5 separate regions of the Homo sapiens genome follow, and regions 1, 2, 3 and 5 are each linked to region 4. Evidence: chromatin loops called from intact Hi-C (ENCODE). Cell type or tissue: HCT116. All regions are shown on one strand. Each heading gives the region's core, and the rest is flanking DNA. Links, peaks and the distances in the headings are about the cores only.

Region 1 (5,945 bases), core at 594-5,593, 200 kb before region 4:
GCTGCCATGAATAACAGCGCACACGTGCCATTTCGCCCAGATGCAAGTATCTGAAGGCAGCCTTCCCCAACAGGGGTTTGCTGGGTGACAGAATGGGTGCATCGGTGTCAAATGGCCCTCCACCAGGGTTGTATCTATCCATCCTCCCACCGGCGGTGTGTGGGAAAACTGGCTTCCCCACCAATACGGCGTTTCAGGCAATGTTCTTATTTATGACACCCCAGTAAGCAATAAATGACATTGCACCGGAGTTTTGATTTGCATTTCTTTTCCATAGGATAGGCATCTTTTTGGAGGGTTAAAAGCCATTGTGGCCAGGCACGGTGGCTCATGCCTGTAATCCCAGCACTTTGGATCGCTTGAGACCAGGAGTTCAAGACTTGGCTGGCCAACATGGAGAAACCCCATCTCGATTAAAAATACAAAAATTAGCCAGGCATGGTAGTAGGCGCCTGTAATCCTGGCTACTTGGGAGGCTGAGGGAGGAGAATCGCTTGAACCCAGGAGGTGGAGGTTGCAGTGAGCCGAGATCATGCAACGACGTTCCAGCCTGGGCAACAGAGAGAAACTCCACCTCAAAAAAAAAAAAAAAAAAAAAAAACCATTTGTATTTTCTTTTCCTGTAAACTGTGCCTTCATACCTTTTGCCTACTTTCTTATTCGGTGTTGGTCTTTTTGATTGATTTCCATGTTAGGGGGACTCACTTCTGGTCCATCACACAAGTTACAGCCATATGTTCCCAGGTGGCCACTGGCACTTTGGCTTAACTGATGGTGACTTGAGCCACGTGGACTTCTGCATATTTAAATAGTTTGGTTAATCAATCTTCTCTTTTATGGCTTCTGGGTTCTTTGTGATTTTTAGAAAGGTCTTTGCCATTCTGAAATTATATTTTTCAAACAGTTTACTATAGTTTCTTCTTATAGTTTTGTGGTTTCATTTGTTACACTGAATTATTTGACATGACTCATTATCCCATTGCACAGTGTAAGGTAGACTCAACTTTATAGTTTTACAGATGGCTACTGTAAACTAAAAATACAATTATAAGCCCTCCAACTGACTAAACAAACCACTTCTTGGCCAAAGGGACCTCAGAAAAACTTTTATTTTTATTTATTTATTTATTGAGACAGAGTCTCGCCCTGTCGCCCAGGCTGCAGTGCAGTGGCACTATCTCGGCTCACTGTAACCTCTGACTCCCATGTTCAAACCATTCTCCTGCCTCAGCCTCCTGAGTAGCTGGGATTACAGGCACCCACCACCACCACGCCCAGCTAATGTTTGCATTTTAGTAGAGACAGGGTTTCACCATGTTGGCTAGGCTGGTCTCGGACTTGTGACCTCAAGTGCTCCCCCTGCCTCTGCCTCCCAAATTGCTGGAATTACAAGCGTGAGCCACTGCACCTGGCCCAGAAAAACTTTTAAAACTGAGATCCCAACCGTGATGGAAGGGGAGGTCAGACACGCCTCATTATACACCTCCCTTTCGCAGTTGAGACACAACTGACCAGCAGTAATGTTAAAACAGAACCATAAATTAAAAAAAAAAAAAAGAACCATAATATGGACAGAACAGACTTTGTGGCAACACAATACCAAATTACAACCAGGACCTCAGGCCCTGCCAGGTGAGGGTGAGGTCACACACCCCACACTTAAACCGTGAACTCTGTCCTGCCTGCCACAAGGTGTTTCTTTTGCTCTGGCAGCTAAACAAGCCGCTGCCTCGAGATAAGCCAGATGAAATCAATCACAGCTCATCCAGGGCCCCTACGCTGAGCAACTGAGCCCCTGCTCCAGGCCCTAATTCCAGCCTTCATTAGAGAAGAGACTGATTTCAGTAGCTTTCTCCAGATCAGAAGACCACGGACCACGGACCAGTTCTGGCCGGTTTGCAGAAGCTCCGCGCCCGTGTTCCGAAGACCTTTAGCGGTATAGGGCCTAAGTGTAATGCATTTACATGTTAAGTCTCCACCCCAAAGTGAACATGGGTAGTATATCACATGCATGTTCTTTCAATATGCATCCGTCAGGGCCACCTTCATGAATATGCATAGCTCCTCCTGTAGCCTGTTGAATATGTATGTTTAGCCAACGCCTTTAGCATAAAGCTGCTACCCCAACCCCTCCTCTTTTGAAGTGCCTGTCTCTGGCCTCTGCCACATGCCATGTGCAGGATGGCCACCTTGCAGGCTGTAACTCTTTAAAGAAATAAAATCTCCTTTCTAAATATATAAATTGTGTGATTTTTTTTCCCAGTTAACAGTACCCATTGACCAACACAATTTACCCTGAACGTATATTCCTCCAGCGAGGCTCATACAAAACCTGGACGTGGATTTAAAACTAGTTCCCGGCAGGGCGGTGTTCTTGGTGCTTTTCCTCTCGGCCGCAGCTTCTGCCGCCCTCAGGGCCCCGTGGCTCCTCTCTCCGAAATATTTCATGAATCCGCCTCCTTCTCTCGCTCTCCACCTTGAGCTTCAGTTGAGAACTCCGCGTTTCTCCCTGGGAATGTAGAGATGCGTTAGTGCCGGGAGAGGGCGTTGCGAGATTTCCAGATTGCGCGTGGCATCCTGTCTTCCCCGTCGCTCTGGGACAAAGCCCCCTCCCCTTCCTACCCAACCAAATCCTCTTCCTACTGGACCTTGGGGTGCCCCCTCTAGGCCCTCAGCAGTCACCACTCACCCCCTCCCTTTCTTAGCCCAGTCCCAACCTTATCGTGGAAGGGTAGGAACAGAGTCCCAGCCCAGCCTGCCTGTCCACCTTCAGGCACCAAACACCCTGAGGTCTGCACCAGCCGTTGCTCTAGCCCAGCGGTCCCCAACCTTTTAGGCACTAGGGACTGGCTTCGTGGAAGACAATTTTTCCACGGATTTGGGGGGATGCTTTTGGGATGATGCAAACACATTTATTGTGCACTTTATTTCTATTATTAATTGTAATACATAATGAAATAATTACACAACTCACCATCATGTAGAATCAGTAGGACCCCTGAGCTTGTTTTCCTGCAACTAGACGGTCCCATCCGGGAGTGATGGGAGACAGTGACAGATCATCATCAGGCATTAGATTCTCATAAGGAGCCTGCAACCCAAATCCCTCGTATGCGCAGTTCACAACGGGGTTCATGCTCCCATGAGAATCTTATGCCACGGCTGATCTGACAGGAGACAGAGCTCAGGCAGTAATGCGAGCAACGAGGAGCAGCTGTAAATACAGATGAAGCTTCTCTGGGGACCCCTACGCTAGTCCACAGAGGCGGGAGAAGTGGAGCGGCTTCTCCTCTCCAAACAATGCACCCCTCCATCCCCATCTCATCTCCTCCCATGGGCAGGTCTTGGGCAAGGCTTCATTCTCACTAGAAAAATCACCCTCCCTCCCCCATGGCCTTCCGGCTCCTGCCTTTCTCCTGGAGCCCTGGACCCGGGTGTCCATCCTCCAGCTCTGGGTGGTCCAGGGGCTTCTGATGCTGGGCATCTGGACATGGAGGTTGTGGGGAAAGGTTCCTTGAATAGTCGGGGAGAAGGGTGGAGAAGATCGGCCCTTGCCAGCAAGTCCTCTGTCAGGCCAGCATCCCATGGTTAACAAGCTCGTTCTGGGTCCATTTCTCTGGGTAAATGGCAGTGTACAAATAGAAGTCCCTGCCCCCAGAGAGCTCACATTCCAGGTGGGAGACAGACAATAAACAAGCTAGCAACAAATACAATCACAGTGGCAGGTGGTGAAAGCGCCATGAAAAAATGACCAAGGAGCCTTCGCTCACACACTGGATTTCTTCTGGGCGCGAGCAGAAAAACCGGCGAATCCTGATCAAGAAGGCACCCTCTGGTGGCCATATGAGGAATAGGCCACAGTGACACCAGGGCGGACGCTGAGAGACCCGGTGGGGCCATGGCAGTGTCCAGGCAAGGGGACGGAGGCTTGGGCCAGGGAGGTGATGGTGGGAAGTGTAAGAAGTGGCTGGACGGAGAGTTGGTATTGTAGAGGCTTTAGGACTTGCTGAGGGAGTCAAGAATGATGTTGGGTTTCATTCTTAGCACCTTGGCGGATGGAGGCACCATTTAACTAGGAGGGGGTGGCCGCGGGAGGAGTGGGCTTAGAGCATCCAGGAATCAAGCTTCTGTCCTGGACATTTTGGGTGAGAAGCCTGTTGAACATGAAGCTGTTGAGTGTTTGGATAGAATATTCTGGAAAAGGGGAAGGGTCCAGGCTGGAGGCATAAGCGTGGAGTTGTCCCAACGTAGATGGCATTTGCTATTGACCGAGTGTTTACATCCCTGAGAACGTATATATTGAATTCATATGTTGAAAACTAATTCCAGCGTGATGGCATTTGAAGGAGAAGCCTTTGGGAGATGATTAGGTCATTAGGGAAGGGCCCTCGTAAGTGGGCTTGTCACCTTTATAATACAGGCCCTGAGAGCTAACTAGCCCCCTCCACCACGTGAGGATACAGTGACGAGTTCACCATCTATGAACCAGAAAGCAGGTCTCACCGGACATTGAATCTGCTGGCACCGTGGTCTTGGACTTCCCATGCTCCAGAACTCTGAGAAATGAGTTTCTGGGGTTGTTGTTTTGTTTTGTTTTTTGAGACATGGTCTCACTCTGTCGCCCAGGCTAGAGTGCAGTGGTGAGATCTCAGCTTCGTAGTATATTTTGAAATCAGGTAGGGTGATGCCTCTGGCTTTGTTCTTTTTGTTCTAGATTGCTTTGGCTACTCAGGGCCTTTTGTAGTTCCATACAACGTTTAGGGTTTTTTTTTTTTTTTTTCTGTGAAAAATGACGTTGGGATTTTGATAGGGATTGCACTGAATCTGTAGCTCTTTGGGTGCTATGGACATTTTAACAATACTGATTCTTCCATTTCATGAACACAAGATATCATTCCGTTTATTTGTGTTTTCTTCCATTTCTTTTAGGACTCCAGAGACTAAGTCAGTATTTAAAGCAGCAGGAGGCCACCCAGGGAAGGAATGCAGCTCAAGACCCCATCCACCCAGCAGCAGCAGATGGTGGTGGGAGAAAGTCTAGGGGGCAAACTCCACTTTCAGCCTCAGCAAGGACCCTCACTGAATGCTAGGGGGCTCTCTCTCACCCCTACTCCCCACTTCCCACCAACCCCATTCTCAAACACCAACTTCTTCTTCCAGAGGTGACCTCAGTCTCCACTCTACTCAAGCCCATCTCAAGATGACTGTGCCCTCTTCCTCCAACTTTCTACCTCTCCCACTCACGAGCTCTGGGGTCAGGCTGTGTCTCCACCCGCCTCCTCTGCTATCTGGCCGTGTGTCCCCAGTGAGTGGCTTCACCTCTGCAAACTGCTCTCCCATTGCTGATGGGGGCACCTCCCTCTCTGGATAGCCATGAGCACGGGGTGCAAGTATGTGTGTCATGTACCTAGAAGGAAACTGGCACGTAGCAGACTCTGGATAAATGTCAGCATGAGTGTGATGGGGCTGGCTTTCTCCTTTTTATCTTGTATTCCTCTCCCCACTTCTAGGGTGTCACTCTGCTCTTTCTCCAATGTCCTCAGCCTCGTTCTACTGTCTCCCTCATCTCACATCCGGTCTCTCCCATCTTACAAAGAAGCAGCCCAGGGGTTTTGTCTTCGAGACCCCTCCGGCTGCCATCCACCGACCCTACCTCCCCTCCCCTGCCCTCGCCTCCAGGAAACACCCACTGCACCCTGGTTTCCTCCATGGTCAGTGAGAGTGAGATTGGACACCATTATTGGCACACAAAGATGGGGAATCTGGAGACTGGGCCGAGGAGGGCTGGGGACCAGGGACCCCAGAGAACCAAAACCTGGGAAGCTAAATCTCCATCCTCTTCCACAGCAGTGTCCTCCTGGTGTTTGACCCACTTCTGTGGATTACAGCGTGTTTTTAGGGGAACTGCAGACTGAATTGTGTTCCCCTAAAATTCATATGTTGAA
Region 2 (5,945 bases), core at 302-5,301, 190 kb before region 4:
AGGCCACAGCCAGGAAGGTGAGGAGTCAGGGGCCACCTCTAAACCCCCCACTGTGGCTGCCACCCAGGGGTTAGGATGCTACCACCACTGCTGTACCCGAATCTTGAGCCTCAGGAAGTCAGAGTCCAGATACTACGACACAGGGTCCAGCACTGCGTCCTCTGCTGCAACTGCTTATTGACACCCACAAGGTCACTTGCCAGCAATGACTGCCAAGAGCAGCAAGAAGACAGCTGCTTTCCAAATCTCATGGGAGCAAATCCCATTGGTAGGATCTAATTCACATCCAGAATCATAGCTGCAAGGGATCCGGGAGGAAGGGTGGCTTTAGCTTGCTAGCCTCTGCAGTATAGGAGGGTGAGGCGGGGTAGAATGGAAGGTGAGTGAGTCGACCTGGGCCCTAGCCCACTCCTACCCTGCCTCTCTGCATCACTTGGCTAGGGCCACTCCCTCCCCTTTTCAATATTTTTCCAGTTGTCTCCTTGCACTGGTTTGGGCTCCTCTGTCTCACTCCATGTGTCAGCACACTCATACTCCACTGCAGACAAGCAGCAGGGCTTGCTCGGGCAGGGCTTTGTTGATCTCACTCAGCAGGGTGTCAGGAGGCAGCCTGGGACTGGAGCTGCAGCCCAGCAGTGCCATCAGAAACCTGGGCCCTTCTGTGTTTTGGTCCCATCACCCTCAGCACTTGCTCTGCCCCTCATGCTTACCGTTGAGAGCTGCAAGTTGGCTGCACCTGCCAGCCTCACACCCACTTTCCAAGCAGCAGGGAAGGGGGCCAAACACTGCCTTCTCCTCATGAGAATTTCCTTTTATTCAGGAAGGGCCACCCTCTCCAGGGACCCTGGTTGGCCAGAAAGGTCACATGGCCATCCTTGGCTGCAAAGGAGGCTGGGAAATAACAATTTAGGTTTCAGACTCTGTAGTTAGTAGAGGAAGGAGAGCTGGAGAGGGATTGAGAATAGCTGTTGAGTGAGCCTACTTTTTAATATTTGTCATAGCCATAAAGGGAATTAGCTGGCTCACGTAACCAAGTTGTCTGGGCTTCCAGCATTGATGATGCAGAGGCCCATATGATACCATCCAGCCTCAATAGCTGTTGTTGCACATCTCCCCACTCACCTTCCTCTGCTGTGGCTTCATTCTTAGGATCCTTCTGGTACTTAGAACTCCAGATTCACATCATCTTCCCAGCTGGACATCACAACTGGAAAGGAGTTTTCTTTGTCTAGTTGTTCCAGCAAAAGTCCCAGGACTGAATCTCACTGGACTTACTCAGGTCACCAAACCACTCTTGAACGAGTTGCCATAGCCAGGCAATGGAATACCAGCTGGACCTCTGTTCCATGGGTCACGTGAGTCCTGGGCCCAAGCCCAGGTACTAAGAAAGGAATAAACTCCCCCGCTCAATGGAAAGAGGAGCACAGAATTTGCAGCCATCGGCTGGGCACAGTGGCTCAGCACTTTGGGAGGCCAAGGCGGGCGGATCACTTGAGGTCAGGAGTTTGAAACCAGCCTGGCCAACACGGTGAAACCCTGTCTCTACTAAAAATACAAAAAATTAGCCAGGCATGGTGGCACATGCCTGTAGTCTTACCTACTTGGGAGGCTGAGGCAGGAGAATGGCTTGAACCCGGGAGGTGGAGGTTGCAGTGAGCCGAGATCATGCCATTGCATTCCAGCCTGGGCGGCAGAGCGAGACTCCATCTCAAAAAAAAAAAAAAAAAAGAATTTGCAGCCATCATTAACCTACTGCCCACTAAGCTGGCTCAGCCCCCTGTAGAAACAGCACCATCACCCGCCAGTCTCCCAGGCTGGAAACCTCAAAGTCATCCTTCACTCTGCTCACCTTCACCCTCGATTTTTCACCAGGACCAGTCAGTTTCAGTATCTAATTACCTCTCACAAAGGTCCCTCACACCCCAGATCCTCTGTACCCCCAACCATCAGCACCCCTGGCCTGGGCCTTTGTAACAGCCTCCTAAGAGGCCTGTCTGCATTTAATCTGTCCATCAAGTCCTTCCTTCACATGACAGCCAGAGTGACCTTTCTAAACTGCAAATCAGGGCTCACCTTGGTTCCCGGTTCTCAGGTCTCCACCATCTGGCATGTGACCCAGAGGGAGTGAGGACACCTCTCCAAGGCTCAGCCTCACTCATAGGCAAGGCAGGCTCATAACAGAATCTCAAAGGGTTGTACTGAGGAGCACTTGGGACAAGGCATCTGGCACAAGAGACATTTCCCACCAAGGAGGGTTTCTTTCTTACCTATTGCCAATCTGAAAAAAATAAGAAGAGTAAATGGTGTTCTGGCATTCAGAGCCTCTCACCACCTGGCTCCCATTTCTCTTTTTTTTTTTTTTTTTGAGACAGAGTCTTACTCTGTGGCCCAGGCTGGAGTGCAGTGGTGAGATGTCAGCTCACTGCAACGTCCACCTCCCAGGTTCAAGCGATTCTCCTGCCTCAACCTCCCAAGTAGCTGAGATTACAGGCATGTGCCACCACACCCGACTAATTTTTGTATTTTTAGTAAGGACTAGGTTTCACCATGTTGGCCAGGCTGGTCTCAAACTCTTGACCTCAGATGATCCGCTGGCCTCGGCCTCTCAAAGCGCTGGGATTACAGGCGTGGGCACCTGGCCCATTTCTCCTTTGAGGTTCATCCCCCCTGCTTCCCGCTAAAGCCACACGCATACACTCACTCAGCGTTAAGTGCGTGCTCCTGCCCACCAGTGTACACAGAGGTCGCCCAGTCTCCACCTCTGTGGCTTGCACATGCTGTCCCCACCACCCGGTGCCCTTCCCTCTTCCAAGCCAGCTCTCCTAACCCAACCCCTACACCTGACAACCCCTTCCCCAGTTCTCCCCATGTGGAATCCATCCTTACCACTCCCGTTCATACTGTTTCAAGAACTCGTTACGTGTCAGCGGAATCATCCTGGATTGGATTGCCTCCCCCATGTGACGGGCTCCTAGGGGTCCAGCCCTGTTCCCGGCCAGAATCCAGCCCCACGGATACCTGGGTATTGGGGCTGAAGGACCCTCAGAGGTCCCCTCGTTCACAGGGGAGCCCCAGGCGGTGGGTTCTCTGAGTGCCATCCCCGCGGCGACCACGCAGGGGAGCCCGCGGGCTGGCTTTGGTCACCTAGGAAACCGACGAGGGGTGGGGCAAGGAGGGCCAGACCCCTGCCCCGACTCTGGTCTGGCTCCTCCTGTGGGCCTCGGCTCTGGAGAGCTGAGAGACCCCAGGCCCACTTCCCTCGGCCACTCGTGGCCGTGCTCTGTGCTGACTGCCTTACATGGATTATTTCATTACATTCTGCAAAACTTCCCTTGTTTGAAAAAATGAAACAAAAACAACCTTCCCTTGAGGGAGGCGTCGTCACTAACCCCGGTTTTTTTGTTTTTGTTTTCTGTTTTTCGTTTTGTTTTTGAGACGGAGTCTCACTCCATCACTCAGACTGGAGTGCAGTGGTGCGATCTCGGCTCACTGCAACCTCCACCTCCCGAGTTCAAGCGATTCTCCTGTCTCAGCCTCCTGAGTAGCTGGGATTACAGGCGCCTGCCACCATGCCCGGCTAATTTTTGTATTTTTAGCAGAGACAGGGTTTCACCTTGTTGGTCAGGCTGGTCTCGAACTCCTGATCTCAGGTGATCCACCCACCTCGGCCTCCCAAAGTGCTGGAATTACAGGCATGAGCCACCGCACCTGGTCACTAACCCTGTTTTACAGAAAAGGAAGCTGAGGCCCAGAGAGGGAAGCTCACTATAGCGGGGCAGCCAGCAGTAACGGGGAGGAGCTGGCCATGTCTGCCCAGCTTGGTGGCCTGATCTCAGGCCTGAGCCCCTCTGTGCGGGTCTCGCACTGGGTGCCTCCCAGAGCTTTCTAGGGTTTTTGGTGGCCTTTTAAAAAACTTTTCTGTAGGGCTTCATTTGTGTTGTTTTAATTGTAGTGAAATATACATAACAGAAAATGTACCATTTTTACCATTTGAAGTGTAAAGTTCAGTGACATTAAGTACATTCACAATGTGCAACTTTTTTAAGGTTGCAAAACTGAAACTCTAGCCCTACCCGGAGCAATTGGGCAAGTGAAAGAAAAAAATGGCATCCAAACTGGAAAGCAGGAAGTAAAATTGTCCCTTTTTGCAGATGACATCATCTTATATTTACAAAAACCCAAACACTCCATTCAAAAATGGTTAGGACTAATAAATTCAGTGAAGTTGCAAGACGCAAAATCAACATACAAAAATCAGAAGTGTTTCTTTACACCGGTAGGAAGCAACTTGAAAAAGAAAAAAGCAATCCCATTTATAATAGCTGCAAAAAAAAAAAAAAAACCACACTTACGAATAATTTTTTTTTTGAGACAGAGTCTCGTTCTGTTGCCCAGGCTGGAGTGCAATGGTGCGATCTCGGCTCACTGCAAGCTCCACCTCCCGGGTTCACGCCATTCTCCTGCCTCAGCCTCCCGAGTAGCTGGGACAGCAGATGCCCGCCATGACACCTGGCTAATTTTTTTTTTTTTTTTTTGTATTTTTAGTAGAGACGGGGTTTCACCGTGTTAGCCAGGATGGTCTCTATCTCCTGACCTCGTGATCCACCCGCCTCGGCTTTCCAAAGTGCTGGGATTACAGGCGTGAGCCACCATGCCCAGCCATGAATAAATTTAACCTAAGAGGGAAAAGATCTCTATGATGAAAATTATAAAACACTGATGAGAGAAACTGAAGAGGACACAAAAACATGGAAAAATAACCCATGTTCATGGATTGGAAGAATTAATATTGTTAAAATGTCCATACCACACAAAGGGATCTACAGATTCAATATAATCTTTACCAAAATATCAATGACATTCATCACAGAAATAGAAAAAAAAAATCCTAAAATCTGTATGCAATCTGTATGGACAAAGCATTCAGGGCCTTTGAGCAAAAGGAAGAAAGCTGGAGGCATCACACTACCTGACTTCAAAACATACCACCAGGCTATAGTAACCAAAACAGCATGGTACTGGCATAAAAGTAGACACATAGGCCAGGTGCAGTGGCTCACAGCTGTATTCCCAGCACTTTGGGAGGCTGAGGCAGGAGTTCACTTGAGGTCAGAGTTCAAGACCAGCCTGGCCAACAAGGTGAAACCCCGTCTCTACTAAAACTACAAAAATTAGCCAACCATGGTGGCTTTTGCCTGTATTCCCAGCTACTTGGGAGGCTGAGGTGGGAGGATCGCTTGAACCCGGGAGGTGGAGATTGCAGTGAGCGGAGATGGCGCTGCTGCACTCCAGCCTGGGCAAGAAGTAAGACTCTGTCTCAGAAAACAAAAACAAAAACAAAAATGGACACATAGACCAATGGAACAGAATAGAAAACCCAGATATAAATCCACGTATTTACAGCCAAATGGTTTTTTACAAAGGCACCAAGAATATACACTGAGGAAAGGACAGTCTCTTCAGTAAGTGGACCAGGAAAATTGGATATCAGCATGCAGAAGAAGGAACCTAGACCCCTGTCTCCCACCACACACAAAAATCAGCTCAAAATGGATTAAAGACATAAATGTAAGACTCGAAACTAGGAAAGTACTAGAAGAAAGCATAGAGAAAATGCCTCAGGACATTGGTCTGGACAAAGTGTTTTTTTTTTTTATAAGACCTCGAAAGCACAGGCAACAAAAGCAAAAATAGACAAATGGGGAATGCAACAAGCCAAAAACATCTGCATGGCAAAGGAAACAATCCACAGAGAGAAGAGGCAACCTATAGAATGGGAGGGAATATTTGCAAACTATCCACCCAACAAAGAATTAATGTCCAGAACACAGAAGGAGCTCAAATAACTCAACAGGAAGAAAAAAAAATACAATTTTTAAATGGGCAAAAGACTTGAATAGACATTTCTCAAAAGAAGACATGCAGATAGCCAACAGATAACATGA
Region 3 (5,945 bases), core at 455-5,454, 140 kb before region 4:
GAGAGTTTCGTGCACTGTGGTTAACAGGAGGGCTGCCTGGAGGCAGTGGCTGAGCCAGAAAGTAACACAGAGCTCATGCTTGGAGAGAGAGAGTCTTGGCCATGGCTTTCCTGCAAGACCACTGACGAGCAGTCCCATGGTGATAAAGGGCAGCCCGGCGGGTCCCAGCATCTCGAGACCCTCTGCAGAAGTATTATCAGAGTAGAGCTGACTTCCAGTACCCGGGCAGCCAGCTCTGTCTCCAGGGAGGCCTGGCCTGGAGGAGGAGTCCACTAACAGGAAACACTTCTCACCCCCTCACACAGGCCCAGGGGAGCCCCTGGAGGGAAATTCCTTGGCAGGGGAACAGGAAATGTGGCCGCCTCTGCCCCACTGCCAGCCTGAGTGGGCAAGGAAGCAGGTGGATCCCCCAGAAGGAACCGCAGCTCGCGAGGCACCTCTCCTCGTCCCCACCCACCCCCACATTTGCACACCTTCCACAGGGTCAGGATGGAGTAGCTGCCTTGCGAGGTGGTGAGACTCCTGTCTCTGGAGGTCTGCAAGCACTGGTAGTGATATTGCAGCAGACAAGGTCTGGGTTGGGCGTCTGCAGGAGGACACCTTGTGGGACATCTGAGGACATCCGCAGATTCTTGTCAGCCTGTGAACTAGGCCCTGCCTCTGTCACCTCATTGGTCCATGAAGGAGCAGCCAGGGGTGGTGGAAGGAGCACTGGGCTAGGGGTCAGGGGTCAGAGATTCTGTCCTGCTCCTGGGATGCACTGGCTACTCCCTTAGTCTACTCCCTTCCCCTCTCTGGTCCTCAGCTTCCTCCATCATGGAGGAGATGGGATCATGGATTTTCTGGGCATAAGTGGCTGTTCTGGGAGTCATTCCAAAGAGAGAATAAAACTCCTGATCCAACTCGTGAGTGGGCTCTGTCCTCTCTGTGACTGCGGCTGCCACCTTGACCCCACCGGGCCCTCCACCTCCGTCCCTTTCCCAGTGGAGGGCAGGAGGGCCAGGCAGGGAGGCTGGTCACTCAGAGGGCCCTACGACCCCATCCCCGGAACACTGGCACAGGAGCCATCCCCAGGGGCTGGACAGCCAATGGGGCTTCCACAGAGCAGGTGCAGGCAAGCTGGTTCTGACAAGCCCAGGGAAAGGCAAAAGGACTTTCCAGCAGGCAATGCTGTCTAACGATAGAAAGAGCCGCTGCCGGTCAGGCGTGGTGGCTCACGCCTGTAATCCCAACACTCTGGGAGGCCGACGTGGGAGGATCACTTGAGGTCAGGAGTTCGAGACCAGCCTGGCCAACATGGTGAAATCCCGTCTCTATTAAAAATACAAAAATTAGCTGGGCGTGGTGGTGGGTGCCTATAGTCCCAGCTACTCAGGAGGCTGAGGCAGGAGAATTGCTTGAACCTGGGAGGCGGAGGTGTCATTGAGCCCAGATGGTGCCACTGCACTCCAGCCTGGGTGACAGAGCAAGACTCCATCTCAAAAGAAAAAAAGAGCCAGGCGTGGTGGCTCACGCCTGTAATCCCAGCACTTTGGGAGGCTAAGGCGGGCAGATCACCTGAAGTTAGGAGTTCGAGACCAGGCTGGCCAACCTGGTGAGACCCCCCGTCTAAAAATACAAAAAATTAGCCAGGCGTGGTGGTGCAAGCCTGTAATCCCAGCTACTTGGGAGGCTGAGGCAGGAAAATTGCTTGAATCTGGGAGGTAGAGGTTGCAGTGAGCCGAGATCATGCCACTGCACTCTAGCCTGGGCAACAGAGTGAGACTCTGTCTCAAAATAAAAAGAAAGGAAGGAAGGAAGGAGCGGGGAGGGAGAGAGACAGACAGACAGACAGACAGAAAGAGAGAGAGAGAAAGAGCCTGCTGCCACGGGAGGTGAGTAGAATGTTCCCCGTTGCTGGAGGAGTGCAAGCACTGCTGCTCCAAGGATCACTTGGTGGGTAACGGAGGAGCTTGAATTCAATAACCTTCATTTATTTGTACATCCCACAAATGTTTATGGAGCACCTACGTTGTGCCAGGCACTGTCCCAGACACTGGTACAACAAGGCCGAATCCCTGCCTGCATGGGGCTCACATCCCTGCAGTACTGAACACACGCTGTTCCAGAGGACGCAGAGCAGGCAGTGGAGGGCTGGGCTGGGCTGGGCTGGGCAGAGGGCAATCCGGGGAGGCTTCTCTGAGGAGGGTGCTCAAGTATTGGCAGCCAGGCTGGGGACAGGACACGCACCTGATAATGCAGTGAGCTCACTTCATGTCTGCCCCACACTGAACTGTGAGCTCCTTGTGGGCCAGACCTTGCACATACTCAGAGTGCCCAGCACACAATAGGTGCACAATAACTGCTAGTTCACCTGAAGTTAACTGATAAAAGGCCCTCTGGGTCTCAGCATCAGCAGGTGCAAATGTCCAGAGGCCTAGAGAGCTATGAGAACGTTGGTGCCTCCAGGAGATGCAGGAGTACCTGGAGAGGCCACATCACAAGCCAGGAGCATGGAGAGCTGGGCTCTGACTCACTGGCCCCCTGAGTCTCTCCAGGGCATGTCTGCTCACCTTCCTGCCATTCTGCCACTCCTCACTCTGGTCAGCAGGGGGCTCCCACCACACGTGGATAAGAGGTTTCAACGCTGCAGTCAGAATGGCTGGACTGGCTGCACAGGGCTGGACAGGGCTGGACGGGGCTGGACAGGGCTGACTGGCTGTCCCTTGCAGGGACGGGGTCTCTGTCCGGAGTAGAGCCCTGGCCTGGACGTCCTAAAGGGGGAGACATCTGGTCTATCAGGGCCCAAGGGCTCGAGCAGCCCAGTAGACACCCATGGACACAAACAAGCATGGGCCTCCCCGCCACTCGTGCTGGGCACAGTCACCCCTGCTGGGGCTGGCATTGGGCCTGGCACTGGGAGATTCGCGCACTCTTGCTTTCTGGCTGTGGGGCCCCGAACGAGTTGCTTACCCTCTCTGGTTGGAATTTTCCTCCCTGAGAGGTTGGGCCAGGTGAGTTCCATGATGCAAACCTTGAAGGGAGACTTCCACATGCAACAGGCACCGCTGCAACACAGCTCCTGCCCTGGAAGGGATGGCGGGGGAGGAAGATGAGCAGGTACCACGAAAGCCATTACTGTGTCAGGGCACGGGGCGGGGGGGTGACGTAGCCGTCAGAGCCACCCAGAGGGCCATGGTGAAGGCTCACCTCTACCCTGTGCCTTAAGCAGGTTTCCTAAGCTCTCTGAGCCTCAGGTTTCCCATCTATAAAATGGAAATAATTAAATATATGTAAAATGCTAACAACAGCGTTAGGCAGCTCCTGGGACGTTACATGCTACTATTATTATGGTCACAAGGCAGACTGTGGGCATGCATTCATGGAGCTACAAAAACATGGAATTGGGGCCATTTGAGGGGGAAAGATTCATGTGGGCAGTGGGGTAGTGGGGGAGATCTGGGAAGACTTCTTGGAAGAGGTGTGCTCAGGAAAGATAAGCCAAGTGGAGGTCTGAGCCTTCCAGCCAGTGGGGCCAGTAGGAGACAGGACAAGGAGGGCAGGTCGAGGCAAGGTATTTCTGGAACTCCCCTGGGCCCCAAACACAAGCCCCAGTGAGTCAAAAGAATGCAAGGTTGAGGGAGGCTGGGTGCTGGCTGGGACTGAGCTGCGTGCACAGTGCAGGATCCTTGCAGCTCTGGGGCTGCAGCTTTGGCCGCATGAAGCTCTGAGGGGGCATTCAGTAATGTGGCTGCTGAACGGAGACATCCCAGCCTGAGGGAGGACTAGCTTGGCACAGAAGGCTCTGGGTTGGAATAGGCCAGGGCAGCGGGGCTTGGAGAAGGCAGAGTGGGCCCCTGCCAGGTACCTGGGGAGGAGGAGCCCCTCCATCTTGAAGCCTGGCACACAGAGCTGCCAGGGGACAGGAGATGGGGGCAGGCAGCCCGAGTCGAGTGGCAGGTATGAAAGACCTGGAGAAATTGATTTATTAGGGACATAAAAGGAGCTAAATATGTTTGCCGGCTCAGTGATGACTCAGGCCTTCCCCAGGGGTCTGCAAGTGTGAGCATCAAAGACAGGCCTGCTCCCACCAGGACACTGCAGGCTCCAGACCCTCCTTCCCTTCAATGGGAGGACCACCTCCTACCCCAAGTGTCCTGAGAGCCTGGCCTCTGAGGGGCACCAGAGACCCAGCCACTCACTCCTGCATGCCTCCCAACTCTCCAGACTGCACCCAGAATGGCTGAAGAATGAAGCCAGAGAGTGACACACATCTGGGTCAAAATCCTGGCCTTGCCCCAAACTGCCATGTGATCCTGGCCCAGTGGGGACCCTCTCTGGACCGTCCCCGCGAGCCAGCCCCACCTCCCTCCCTGTCTGGCAATGTTGTCCCATCCCTTTTGGCTTCTTCCTGACAGCACAGCCTCCTCTGCCCAAGATCCAACAACCACCCTCCAGGAGAAAAGCCAGACTCCACAGGGCCTCTTTGGGGAGAACATGCTCTTCCCGTGGTGGTTCCAGGCCGGGCGCTGGGCTCTGGAGAAACGTGGGCGAATCTGGTCTGCAGGCAGGGCCGGCGGAGGAGGATGAAGTGACCTCGCTATGGGGACAGCGTTGGGAGCGACGGTAAGGATGAGGGAAGAGGGGCTGTGGGGCCTGGGGAGACTGGAGCACGGAGCCCCCACACAGGAGTTTGGCACATTTGAGAAGCGGTGAATTCTTTGGTGGGCCTGGAGGAGGCCTGCCTAGAACAGCTGGACTTGGAATGCAACAGAAGCGGAGACACACTGGCCAGCCTGCGTGGGTGACTTTACCAGGACGGTGACGGGGAGCCAGGAAAGGGTTCAAAGCAGGAGAGAGACGGCTGGAAGCCGTCTGGGGATAGCCCCTAGGATCGACCACTCAAGGGATGGATTAAGGAGGCTAGGTGGGCCACAGGGGGCTGGAGGAGGTGAGGGAGGAACAGAGCGGTCGCTGGACAGGAGGAAAGAGGCTTGATGGGCCTCCGGGGCTAAGACTTGTGGGAGGTGACAGCATTCCCCGAAACAGCCCAGCGAAGGGCAGGTGTGGGGAAGGAGTCGGGCGGAGGGGAGGTGAACAGGTCACACTGCGTCAGAGGGGCAGCAGGACCTCCCCGTGGACACCTTCAGCTGCGAGTTAGACAAGAGTCCTGGGCTCAGCAGAAAGCCCTTCCCACCTCCTCTTCCGCACCCTCTCACCCTCTTATCTCCTCCTCCTCTCCCCACTCCCACCTCTCCCACTTGCCCCTCCCTCCCCTGTCTGCCCGATTCCGCCCCCTCCCCTTTCTTGGCCATTTAGTCTTGGCTCAGTGGTGTGTACTGGCAGGCACCTGGGTCCTGGGGTCCACCTGCAGGCCTGGGTTCCAATCCCAGTGTGTGGGTTCTTAACAGCACGTGACCCTCAAAAGTAACCCACAAAGACCCAGGTTTGCCCTGGACACCCCGGCCCACCCCCACCATGCCCAGCATCAGTATGTCATGGCCAAAGCCGCCAACCATGGAGCACTCGCTAAGGCCAGCGCCTCCCACTACATGCTGTCTTCCAACCTTCCAGCACTCCCTAAGCAGGCGTGACTATCCCCATTTTACAGAGAAGGGCCCTCAGGCGCACTCTGGCCCAGCCAAGAAGGACCTGAGCCGGCATGGAACCAGCGCCATCTGATCTGAAACCTGTGTCAGGGCGACCACAAACTCATCATCCATAATAGCCCTTCCTATGAGTGCTGGAATCTGGATTCCAGGGGACGCCAGGACAACAGGCAGAAACCAGGACTGCTCCAGGCACCCCAAGACATAGGGTCACGGTAGAGATCAGACATATCCACAAGGTGCAGCAAGGAACTGGGGTCATTCTGGGTGGCCCTGTGGACTGGAAGAGTTGTGCCCCGTGGCTGCTTTATCCTGGAGAAGGAAAGGACAGCTGTTTCCTCCGGAGCAGATGGGGTT
Region 4 (5,945 bases), core at 256-5,255:
TACTGCGTGCTGTGGCAGAGACTGTGGGGGGCCCCTACCATATCCTGTCTCCCACCTGCCTTAGCAACAAACACTTGGATGGCAATGTGCCTGGCCAAAAGGTTCCGTTTCTCAGCCTCCCTTGCAGCTAGGAGTGGCCACTGAGGGCCAAGTGTAAGCTGTCAGGTGGGACAGAAGGGAACATTGGGGCCAGTGTGTGCCCAGTCCCTGCTGAAAGTTAGACGTGATGATGGAGGCCCAGCAGCCATCTTGGATCATGAGGTGACCTTGAGGATGGAAGCTGGCTGCTAAGGCGGGTGGGACTGAAAGAGAGGAGCCTGGGTCCCTGAAGACACCATTGGGGCCCCCACCAACCCAGGACGCCTACCCCCGACGTGTTAGGTGAGAGAGTGAGAAGTCTGGATATGGTTTAAACCACTATTATCAATATTTCCAGCCTCTGTTCTCAGCAAAGGGAAATAAGCCCTGACTGATACCCAAACCCCGTGAGGTAGATACCACTGTACAACCCCTGCCCCTTGCACCCCCGTTTTACAGATGCACCCCCAGCCTCCCTTCCTCCCTCTGTGATGTCCGTGATGCCCAAAAGACCAGCATTCCATTCCCAGCCCCCTGACGCTGTGAGTCAGCCTCTGCCAGACCTGGAGTGGGCCCCACGGCTGCAATGTCAACAGTGCTCCATGCAGATGGCTGCGGCTCGAGCTGGTGACACGAGCGCTGTTGAGAAAGCAAAGTGCTGTCATGGACAGCGTGCCCTGCTGTAGAGATCAAGGGGAAGCCGGAGAATATTTACAAACCACAGAGAACAGACACACGAAGTGAATACCAGTTGGGTATAGTAAAAGCCTCTTTTAAACCTGTCCTACTCTTTCTTTGCCATGTGAAATCAAGTCGCTGGCAAGAAGCTCTCCGGTAAGACTAAGGTTTGCGGCTCTGCTGCAGGAAACACCATGAATTCCACACTGTGACCACGTGCGGGGCTGCCCTGCAATGCAGGGCACAGTGGCTGGGTACTTGGCAAGGACCCTAGACTGCCTGGGCTCACATCCCTGCTCCGTGAACTGGTTAATCTCAGGGCAAATTACTTCACTTCTTTGTGCCTTAGTTTCTTCATCTGTGAAATGGGCAACAGAGGGCGGCTGATCTGGGAAGAGCTTACAGCGGTGCCTGCTACACAGGAGGGGCTATTAAGGATCAGCACCATTCTCAGGTTCACGGTGAGAACCTAATTTCCTTATTGTCTGTTTGTTATAGGAAACTGAATTTACTCACCAGCATTGGAACATTCCATCTGCTGAGTCACACTCACTTCTCTTATCATCATTAACCCTGCGTAGGGGCTCCTGGCGCCAGAAGGAGCAACCCAAAGCTCTTCGTCTTGGTGAGGTTGATGCAAGTAAAAATAAGTGGTGATTATAAGTGATTCACTTGTCAAACGCAAGGTCAAGGGTCCCAATTTGTACATGTCTCTAAGGCAGCATCAAGAAGCTCCCCACATCCCAAACTGTCTCCCCTCTGACACTAGTGGAAATTTCACTATCAGAGCCAGAGAACTCCGAGGAGGAGAAGCAATTTCAGAGCACAGCGTCTTAGAGTAAATGAACATATCGAGGTCAGCTGGGGGGCTGCGAATCATGGCAAGGAAAGGGAGGGAAGGCCAGGGGCAAGTATTTGGACCCTCTCAGGGTGGTTGAGGATTCTGCAGCCACTAAAGGCGCACACACACATACGCGTGCGCGCGCGCGCACACACACACACACACACACACGCTGGTAATCGCTTTACCCCAGCAGTAGGGGCTTAAGCCTCTATCTAGGCTAGCCCCACCCCCGCCCCCTGCTGCATTAGCCACCTCTGTCCCAAGGCAGGATCCCCAGAGGTTCAACAAGGAAACCCTGCAGGGCTGGAAGCCGAATGCAATAGAGAGTTAGCAGCCACCAGTGGTCACACCCAACTCACACACATACACACTCACTCATGCACTCATACACACAGACAACACACTAGACTCAGACACCCACCGAGCTGTCTTCCCAAAGTCATGACAAATCCAGAGAGAGGTCCACAGAATTGTCCTATCCCAGAGAAAGCCACAGAAACACAAGTAGCTGGCACTGAGATACTCACACTCTGCCCCTGGGATCTCTCTGCCTGGGTGCCCCCGTTCCTGCCCCTGAACGGACAGACATTCTGCCCGGGGGGAGCCAACCCCAGTCAGGGTTTCCTCTCCCCACCTCTCCTTTCCCAGGTACGCAGGCCCCCAGTACGTTTTCGCCTTCTGTACCTCCTCCATTCGTGCCCCTCCTCGCCCGGGGACTGTGAGTACCCAAGAACAAGGACAGTCTGCCATTTTCCTGTGACCTCCCCAGCCCCCATGGCAGGAGCCGCAAACCCCCGCGACCCTTCTCGTAGGGTTCACGCCTCATCCCAGCTCCTCGGAGAAGCTGGCGGCTCTTCTCATTTTCCAGTGAGTGCGTGAAAATACAGATTAAACCAATTAGGGAAAAGTCATCAGAGGGCAAGGCGAGAGCCACCACTGCACCTAATCGTCAGCTCCAGCAATGCACAATGAGACAGACTCACAGATTACAAATGCACACAAATTCCGAAGTAGGAAGGGGGTGGCAGGATGGGGGCAGGCGAGCTCCATTTTAGATTCCCTTGTTTTTGTTTAGATGGCTTTCCTCTGTTGGCAACACACTTCCACCTTCATGCTCCCAGGAAAAGCAGGTAGGGTGGGAATGATTGCAGGAGGGGAACATGAGGCCCAAGGGACTGGTAAAGGACAGTTGCAGAAGGCCCGGGCCACCCAGACTGGTCTTCTCCTGGCTGGGCTGGAGGTGGGGATATGAGGGCCAGTCCCCAGGAGAGCCCCATTGGCCTGAAGGTCTGCTCTCTGTCCCACTCCTCTCCCTACAAAGAACCAGCATGTGCCTGAGAGGCAACCTTGCCCCTCACCAAATGGCAGGATTATTTAACTGATGGCTGCTGTCCCCCAGATGGTCATGTTTGTTAAATCTGGTAAGGAGACGTGCTGTGTGCTTTTCTTCCCCCTGGCTGGGGAGGATTTTCTTAGAATCTGAGTGCAAGGGGCCCACTTTCGTGCCCTTTTATCCCATAGGGCCCCTCCCAAGCCTAGCCTGGTCCCCTCAGTGGCACCCCAGTCATCTTAACCTTCCAGCCAGGCCTGCCTTGCCCTGGGCCAGGTGAGAAGCCAGTGGTGATGCATGAGTGCCCCCTGCTGGTGATGTTCTGCACTGTCCACTGGGACTCCTACCCCGGATCCAGCCAGGTAGCAGCATTCCCCACACACACCTCCAGGACTGCCTGGCTGGGTGAAGGAAAGGGTGGGCACCTGTGGGAGGAGCACAGAGCCCTAAGAATGTGCTTCATAAAGGCCCAAAGAAGCTGGGAACAGCTCCATTCCTGTTCCAGCAGCAGGGGGTGTGACTGTGGGTGGCAGGTAGACACTGAGCATTTTCCAGCAGGGGGCAAGGGAGGGTGCCTGTCATTGCGTATGGACTGTCAGAGAGACTTAGCATATGTGGGAGGGAGGAAGAAAGGAATGAGTGAATGAAGGAATGAATGAACTCATTATTTCCTAAAAGGTCATGTGAATAACACTAGTAAACTATCAGGGTAATTTTTAGATAATAGCGATGAACTTCTTTAAGAGTTATGTATCTAGTTTGATTGTATCTGATCCATCAGATTCATTAATATTTAAAACGAATGTCTTTAGATACAAAAGGGTCCATGTAAAGAAAGACATTAGGTAAATAACATGTATGTACTCTCAGCTCCTAGCGTGGGTATTCAATAAATGCTAGTAATGAATGAAGAATAAACAAATGCATGTACAGCTGACAAGGCAGATCATGGATGATCATTATAGGGCAGTAGGTCCCACACTTAGCTGTACCTTGCCATCACCTGGGGAGCTTTAAAGATTATCTCTGGGTGACTCTGTGTCTCTGAATCTCAGGGGGCTGGGGAGGAAGATGGTGCACCCTGGACAACCCTCAGAGGAGGAGAAAATCACCGGCTCCCAATTTGGGCAGCGAATCAGAAGCAGCATGGATTCACTGCCTTTTGAAATAGTGAAACTACCGTCATTGGAGAAAGGCGAACTGTGGTTAGGCGACCTGGGATTCCTCCGCTGGGAGAGAGGTTGAACTAGGTGAACTTGAAGGTTTCATGCAAGGAAAGAGAAGTTAGCTGATATTTATGTAGACCAGCTTCTAGATTGACACTAAGTACAAAGCTAATGTGTATTTACTATGGCTTTAATCTATACTGATTAAGAATGTCTCATTTATTCACCTGCACCTCATGTTTTACTTGGCATGTATCTTTATTATAGTTAATATAAATATCACATTAGCTGCTTACAGAACATATAGAATTTGCTGTCCTGAGTTTATTTACAAGTTAGTACCTCATTTATGAGACTTTTTACCCCTTGAGAACATCCGCCTTCTTCTTGAAAACTGTGACTGGTTCATTATAAACATATATTCGTATAATGGAGTTAATGGGGTTATCATCTGTTTATCTCTTTTAATTAGGCCCTGATTTGCCCAAACAATTTCAGTTACTTTCTTGATTACAGTTGGAGGAGCATGTGGTTTGGTGTGGGCTTGGTAAAGAGCTGCTGTCTGCTTCTCTAAATCCACGTATAGTATCATATGTTCAGGCTGAGTTAATATTTGATATGTGAGTTGTTCCCTTATCTTGTTAGATACTCTTGATAAAAGAATTCCCACTCATGAATTTTCATGGATATACCTCTGGAAAGGAATTGAGAAAAATAAATGTTGTGCTATTTGGAAAGGTTGGGAGACACGTTGCAATCGAGTCTGAGTTTTGATATCAGCTTAATGGTATTCGAATAGTAGCTTTTTTTTTTTAGCTTTGAGCGGATTTTTAAAACATAAAGCATGAATAGATTTGTCATAGTGCAGGGTCAAAATTAGTTCTGTTGATGGCAAGTTATGCAATATTAATTGTTTTATGAACAAAATGCAATTAAGTTGCAAATCCCTTGACAGAGTGCAATGTTAGGCCAATGTTTTCATCAGTATGAGGAAATGTCAGATTAGCTTCCCCAGGGAAGACGAAATCTTTGGCACGATGCCGAAAACATACGTGTTTGTTTTATAGCCGCGCCATGCTCTCTTACATGACTGGTGGGAATAAAAAGGAACACATTCACTCTCAAGGACAATTGGACAGCGTCTACCGAAATGATAAATACACCTTCTTTTTTTTTTTTTTTTTTTTTTTGGAGATGGAGTCTCACTCTGTCACCTAGGCTGGAGTGCAATGGTGCGATCTTGGCTTACTGCAACCTCCGCCTCCCGGGTTGAAGTGATTCTCCTGCCTCAGTCTCCTGAATAGCTGGGATTACAGGTGCACACCACCACGCCTGGCTAATTTTTTTTGTATTTTTAATAGGGACACGGTTTCACCATGTTGGTCAGGCTGGTCTTGAACTCCTGACCTCGTGATCCACCCGCCTCGGCTTCCCAAAGTGCTGAGATTACAGGCGTGAGCCACTGCGCCCGGCCACAGATGCACCTTCTCTTTAATCCACCAATCCTCCAATATACTCACATCTGCACTTAATAACACGTGTATGAGAAAATTCACTGTAGCATTGTTTGAAAAGCACATGATTGGGAAAACCATCCAAATGCCCATCCATAGAGGACTGACTGGTCAATAGAAAACTGTACATCTATTACGTGGAATACCATGAGGCTGTCAAAAAAAAGAATGAGGACTCAACAACAACAACAAAACCACCTGAATAAAAACTGGGCAAAAGAGTTGAATAGACATTTCTCCAAAGAAATTATACAATGGGTGGCCAATAACACCTGCAAAGATGTTCAACATCCCTAATCATTAGGGGAATGCCAATCAAAACCACAATGAGGTGC
Region 5 (5,945 bases), core at 567-5,566, 130 kb before region 4:
TGTGAGCCACCGCATCCGGCCTATGACTAGTATTTCTGAATCACCAGTCCCAGCAAAGGCATGCCGCGGAGAAGACAATAAATTTTTAATAAATGAGTCAACGGAGGAAGGAAGGAATTAATATAGCTGGGATCATCTCCCTCCCTGGCTCAACAACTTTCAGATGCTTCCCAGGTTCTCTCTGTCAAGGCCCAGCCTGGTCTTCAAGTCTTGAAGCCCTATATGAAATGGCTCTGGTTCACCCCCGCAACCTTGTCTCAAGCTGCATCTCCCATACAGTCTTCCCGAAGCAGTCCTGGCCTCCAAGCCTCCATTCATGCAGTTCCCCCTCCCTGTTTCTCCTCCTTAGCCTACCCACATTTGTGCCTGTGGGGGCCCTGGCCATCCTTGGAGATCTTACAGGGCTTCAGCAATCCAGGGGCACCTGCAGTAGGGACCAGCTACCCCATTTCCCAAATCCCACAGCAGAAGGCAGTGAGCAGGGGCTTTGACCAGGAGGACCTGGGTCCCAAATGAATCCTGCCAATGTTTACTATGGAGATGTCAATTCGGCTCTTGGAGTAAAGAGGAAGAGTCCCTTTTACTTGTCTCCTGGGGCTGCTGTGAGGTTAGAGATACTGTAACCTCTCTAGCGCACAGTAGGTACTCAATAATGGACAGCTATTTCCAGCCTGTACACAACACTTCTGTCCTTCTGAGAGGAGGCTCAGAGAGCAGACCTACAGCTCCCCGCAACCTGCAGCCCCAACCTCTCTCTCTCTCTCCCTCTTTCTCTCTCTCTCCCTCTCTCTCTCTCTCTCCCTCTCTCTCTTCCCCTCTCTCTCTCTCTCTCCCTCTCTCTCTCTCTCCCTCTCTCTCTCTCTCTCTCTCTCCCTCTCTCTCTCTCCCTCTCTCTCTCTCCCTCTCTCTCTCCCTCTCTCTCTCTCTCCTCCTCTCTCTCTCTCTCTCCCTCTCTCTCTCCCTCTCTCTCTCTCTCTCTCTCTCTCTCTCTCTCCCTCTCTCTCTCTCTCTCTCCCTCTCTCTCTCTCTCTCCCTCTCTCTCTCTCTCTCCCCCTCACCCCCGACAGTGCCTGCAGCCACCGACTGATGCTGGCGTGGACAGAATGACAATGAGGCCAGGACCTAAGCGAGCCCATCTGGGAACCTAAGACTGTGGCAGAGGCTCAGATGAAGCCAGGGCTTGGGAGGGGCTAGACAGGGACGGGGCAGGCAGGCAGGGCAGAGCAGGGATAGGAGCAGGGCAGTGATCTGCCACTGACTGTACAGCTGGGTGTCAGCTTTCCCTTCTGCCCAATGGGTGAATCATTCCCCCTCTCAGGTCTTGTCCTGAGTACCAAGGGCCAAGTGAGAGTTTGGGATGAAGAGGGACAGAGCCAGGCAGGGCAGGAGCCAGGGAGCAGGGCAGCGGCAGGGTGGGACCAGGGGATGGGGTTCACGATGGAGATGGGGCTGGGGCAGGGACCAGTCAGATTTCTGATTCAGAGCAATTCAGATTGCTTGGGCAATCAATCGGACAAAATCACCCCCAGGGCAGGAAAAGAGACAGTGAGAATATTGTTGGAGGGGGTGGTGCGTGCAGGGAAGAAGGAAGAGGGAGAGAAAGAAGAAAGAAGGAATCTGAGAAGAGACCGTGGAGGGGACGGGGAGAAACCATCCCCTGCTGGAGTCCTGGAGGCAGCCCCACTGGTGCCAGCCTTCTCCTTTGGCCGGTGGGACCTCTGTGGCCAGAGGGCCAGGGACTCACCCAGGCCCCAGTGAGGGGGAGGCAGAATGGACAGAATAGGTGGGAAGACGGGCATGGGAAAGGGGTAAAAGGGGAGGTAGGGTGTGGTTGGCACAGGCCTGCATAGCTAACAATCAGAGAGACGGCCGCCCCTCCTTTTCGAGTCCACATCACAGGTGGAGGGGCCAACTCTTGCCACACGGCCAGCTCATTCCACCTCATTGCCTTTGCCCAAGCCAGTGCCCTGCCTGGGGTGCCTTTATTTCCCTACCCTCACCCCAAACATTTAATCCTCCTCCCTAATTCCTCCAACATTCACCCCAGCCCTGATCTCCCTCAGCAATGACTGTCTCACCCTCACCCTCAGAGCTTGGTGTGAGCGGGGTTACAGTCTGGTGGTCCAAGGATGCTTGCTGGTGTCCCATAAATGTGCTTAGTCCTCACAAGCAGCATGGACGAGCATCACAGCCTGGTGGTTAGGCTCACAGGCTTGGGACTCCACTGGGCCAGGTTCTAGTCCCAGCAGCTTCGTTTTCACATAGTAGTTGCTTCATAAATGCTAGGTCCCCTCCTCCTGTTCCATTGCTAGCTCAGAATGTGCACACAGCAGGTGCCCAGTGGTGGCTTCTGGGCTGAGGTGCCCTTCTGTTCCCTAGTGGGCCCCTTGTCCCTGACAGGACACAAAGATGTCACCCCTGCCTTGGCCTCCAGGCCCAAGCCTGAGCAGTGAAGCTTGGGAGAAAGGCCCCATTGCTCATTCCCCTTGAGTCTGCAGCTTGGGCAATCAATCGGTCGCCATGGAAACCAGCCTTCCAATCAGAAGCAGGCACTTCTTGGCTGCGCCAGCGCCACCTACCCACCCACTCAGGCCTGGCTGTGCGGTCCCTCACCTAGGACTGCCAGGGGTTGGGGGCGGGGAGGAGAAAAGGGAAACTGGCATAATTGGGGCACACCTGCTTCTATCCCTAAAGCCCTGAGAGTCTCCAAAGAAAGAGCATTTTCTTGGGGTGGGGGTCACTACTTCAGTGGCCCCCTGATTTTTACAGCATTCATTCCTACAGAGTATGGCCCTTGGTACTCAGAACAAAACCTGAGGGGAGGGAATGATTCACCCATTGGGCAGAAGGGAAAGCTGAGACCCAGCTGTAGGGTCAGTGGCAAAGCTAGGTGCATGCCCCCTCCCTGAGCCCCCATCTCCTTCCCCCTCCTCCCTGGCCTGAGGAATGGGACAGGGAAAGGAGGGGCAGAAGAGTTCCTGGCCCACTGCAGCCAGCACCTGCCTTCCCACTAAATCTACGCCTGGCACTTCCAGGGCCCATTAGCGCCGGGCCCACCAGGGCCCATTAGCCAGCATCTATGGGCCTCTGCACCCACCTGCCCACCCACGCCCAGCTGCAGCCTCCCGCCCAGGCCCCTCCTTCCCCCACTGCCAGCTGGGATTGGACAGAGCCCAGGCTCTGAGTCACACAACCCCACGTTCAACAACTGGCTCCTCGCTGCTGAGACTAAGCAAGCCAGGAAACCTCTCTGAGCCTCAGTTTCTCTGTTTGGAAAATGGAAAGAATTACTCCTGCCTTACAAGGGAGTGATGAGGACTCAGAGTGCATAAAGAGCTTAACACAGGGCCTGGTATGGACTCAGTAAAAGGGAGGCCACCTTCCCCATCCCTGTTCCCTCTCAGTACCCAAAACTGTCCCTTGGAGCTGAGCTAAGGCATCCACCTGCCAGGAGAAGGTAGAAGACAAATTCTACTATTCTTAATAACCAGCCCAGGAAAGCAAATTACAAATAAGATTTAGAGAAGGGCAGCAACTTGCCCCCTACCCCAACACTGGGAGGGATGGGTAGGATTTGAACCCAGGTCTGTCTGACTCAGACCTGAGCTGTCTCTGCTGCAGCCCAGCCTCTCCCGACCCTGACCCAGCCCTGCTCCAGCCAGCCAAAGCCTGTCACCCTGGGCCACTAGTGCCCAGCTCTGCACTGACAGAGCACCTGCTATGAACTTGGCATGCCAGGTGCCCACCACCACATACAGCACCCCCAGCACTTACAGGGCTGCAGAAGGGAAGTCGAAGGGATGTTGAGTCATGCTGGGGGATCTGACCTGGTTGAGGATGCTGGGGAGACTTCTGGAAGGAAGGCGGAGGCTAGACCAGCTCCCAGCCACCACACAGCTGGTGCTGCCGCCTGCTGTTTGAAGCTTTTGCCCTCTCGGCCTAGAAGTCTCCCATTATGGTGCTGTGTCTGCTGGGACCCACGGGGCGCTGCACAGGGAACCATGTGGCCGTGAACCTCAAGTCCAGCCCAGCAGGGGTCAATTGTCTCAGCCCACCCCTCCCTACCCCCAGTATCCTCTCTCCTTTATAGATCATCCATTAAGTGCCAGACACTGCAGAAGGCACATTGACTAATATTAAATATTAGCCCAGCTACCCTGCTGGGCTGTCCTTCTTAGAAATGAGGAAGTGGAGGGTTAAGTGGATTTCTCAAGGTCGTGCAGCTGGTAAATGGCAGAACCAGGATTTGAACTCAGGTGTGCATGACTTCAAAGGAAGACACCACTGAGGCCTCCTCTACTGGGTCTGCCTCCCTACCGCCCCTGGCTCCTTGATGAAGACTCCTGTAGGACAGGATGGAGCAACTTGCTTCCAGCTATTATGAGATTTCTGCTTCTCCCTTCTCTCCTCCAGAAAACAAATTGATTCATCAAATTACACCTTTAATCTGTCCTAGGGAAGGGGAGGAATGGGACTCAGCCCCCACAGCAGGAAGCAGGACGGGTAATCAGCCCACCCGTCCTCCCCAGCTCAGGCACAGCCACCCATGCTCTATCCTCCTGTGATTAAACACTAATTGCCGCTATGCTCTCAAATTGAGTATTTCAATTTCCAGAAACGCAAAGTACATTTCAATCAGTTCCTCTCCCAAACCGTTCCTTCTCAGGAGCCAGGACAAGAACATAAGCCCCCCAAGGCCATAGACAGCTAAGCCTCACTCCTGTACTCCTGCCGTCCCTCTCCCCCGCAACCACCGCTTCTCTCCTTCCCGGGTACCCCGTGGGGGAGCTGTGGGCACTCGAAGTGTGTGGGAGCATCCAAGAGACCCTACAATTGTCAGCTCAGAAAAGTGAGGCAGGCCCCCCCAACCCTGGGGTCAGACAAGGGGATGGGGACTGTCCACTAGAGGCAGGGTCCAGGCTGCCTGCTCCTCACCTGCCCCCGACCTTCTCCCTGCACACGGTCATTAGACGCTCATCCCAGCCTTCGGAGTGGACAGAGGCTGGGCAGGAATCCCAGTGGGAGCAGAGACTGGCGGGATGGACACCTGGCCCTTAGTTCCAACTCTGCTACACATCTCCCCTCTCTGGCTCTCAGTGTCCCCATCTGTCCCAGAAAGGGGCTGGGGAGGGGCTCACAGTCGTAGCTGGAAGGTATGTGCTTCCCAGGCACAGGCCCAGGGCCAGGATCCGGCTGGCTGCAGATTCCCCTGGGGGTTCTGAGGAGGGGCCAGAAATTGACTTTTTTTTTTTTTTTTGACGGAGTCTTGCTCTGTGGCCCAGGCTGGAGTGCAGTGGCACGACCTTGGCGCACTGTAACCTCCACCTCCCGGGTTCAAGCAATTCTCCTGCCTCAGCTTCCTGAGTAGCTGAGATTACAGGCACCTGCCACCACGCCCAGCTAATTTTTGTATTTTTAGTAGAAACAGGGTTTCACCATGTTGGCCAGGCTGGTCTCAAACTCCTGACCTCAAGCAATCTGCCCTCCTCGGCCTACCAAAGTGCTGGGATTGCCGTCGTGAACTGTGCCTAGCCAAACTGGCATTTTTGAAAGGCTTTCCAAGCTGGGCATAGTGGCTCATGCCTGTAATCCCAGCTACTCAGAAGGCTAAGGGGGGATGATCCCTTGAGACCAGGAGTTGAAGACCAGCCTGAGCAGCATAGTGAGATTCTGTCTCTTAAAAAATAAAAATAAATAAGTAAATAAAAATTAAAATGATAAAAAGCCTCTCCAAATGATTCCAATATGTAGCCGGGGTTTGGGAACTGCCAGGCTAGTGCAGCCTTCTCTGTTGACAGGTGTGAATATGGGCCCAGAAAGGGTGAGCCTCTAGCCCAGAATCACACAGCAAGTGAGAGATGTTAGCCAGAAGATAGCTAACAACCCTTCCAGTTTGGACATTTCAGAAAAGCAGGTGAACAAACACACAGAGTGAAGGGGAACAG

What was found. Hi-C counts contacts between places; a loop is a spot of excess contacts. Peaks named below come from ENCODE experiments on the same cell type or tissue, not always from the same donor. Only the 100,000 strongest peaks of a DNase experiment are listed, where the experiment ranks them.
Region 1: a loop joins it to region 4, with 7 times the contacts of the local background. A loop is called at or near these places in 33 of 110 quality-filtered maps.
Region 2: a loop joins it to region 4, with 5 times the contacts of the local background. A loop is called at or near these places in 33 of 110 quality-filtered maps.
Region 3: it touches region 4 in a loop (12-fold over the local background); 89 of 110 quality-filtered maps call a loop at or near these places.
Region 5: a loop joins it to region 4, with 5 times the contacts of the local background. A loop is called at or near these places in 89 of 110 quality-filtered maps.

The regions. Positions count from the first base shown.
Region 1 is chr22:37,257,208-37,263,152 of GRCh38, forward strand. It overlaps LOC107985576 (a long non-coding RNA gene), which reads right to left. Exons shown (of 3, transcript XR_001755534.1): 3 at 2,265-2,509. Among named protein-coding and RNA genes, the nearest start is that of RAC2, 16 kb to the left of the region's middle. RefSeq lists an enhancer at 3,394-3,933. In HCT116, for the core only: CTCF peaks have their summits at 2,542 (motif pointing right), 2,746 and 3,843 (motif pointing left); DNase peaks (open chromatin) are centred at 2,444 and 3,840; H3K4me3 peaks cover 838 bases; H3K27ac peaks cover 570 bases.
Region 2 is chr22:37,264,094-37,270,038 of GRCh38, forward strand. It overlaps LOC107985576 (a long non-coding RNA gene), which reads right to left and starts at 1,464. Exons shown (of 3, transcript XR_001755534.1): 1 at 711-1,464. RefSeq lists enhancers at 3,185-3,244, 3,265-3,454. In HCT116, for the core only: CTCF peaks have their summits at 3,099 and 3,307; no DNase peak of the experiment used is centred there; H3K4me3 peaks cover 493 bases.
Region 3 is chr22:37,314,440-37,320,384 of GRCh38, forward strand. CYTH4 (cytohesin 4) reads left to right here. Exons shown (of 13, transcript NM_013385.5): 13 at 1-902. LOC105373024 (a long non-coding RNA gene) reads right to left here. Exons shown (of 4, transcript XR_938232.3): 2 at 2,953-3,066. Among named protein-coding and RNA genes, the nearest start is that of CYTH4, 35 kb to the left of the region's middle. RefSeq lists an enhancer at 3,495-4,352. In HCT116, for the core only: CTCF peaks have their summits at 2,597 (motif pointing right) and 4,151; a DNase peak (open chromatin) is centred at 2,522; H3K4me3 peaks cover 1,019 bases; H3K27ac peaks cover 4,607 bases.
Region 4 is chr22:37,454,270-37,460,214 of GRCh38, forward strand. No RefSeq gene overlaps it. Among named protein-coding and RNA genes, the nearest start is that of MFNG, 29 kb to the right of the region's middle. In HCT116, for the core only: CTCF peaks have their summits at 3,269 (motif pointing left) and 3,476 (motif pointing right); DNase peaks (open chromatin) are centred at 1,292 and 3,392; H3K4me3 peaks cover 1,505 bases; H3K27ac peaks cover 3,471 bases.
Region 5 is chr22:37,328,119-37,334,063 of GRCh38, forward strand. LOC105373024 (a long non-coding RNA gene) reads right to left here and starts at 4,018. Exons shown (of 4, transcript XR_938232.3): 1 at 3,775-4,018. RefSeq lists enhancers at 1-398, 846-1,491 and a silencer at 2,390-2,684. In HCT116, for the core only: CTCF peaks have their summits at 927, 1,128, 2,611 and 3,927 (motif pointing left); DNase peaks (open chromatin) are centred at 1,202 and 2,543; H3K4me3 peaks cover 2,227 bases; H3K27ac peaks cover 5,000 bases.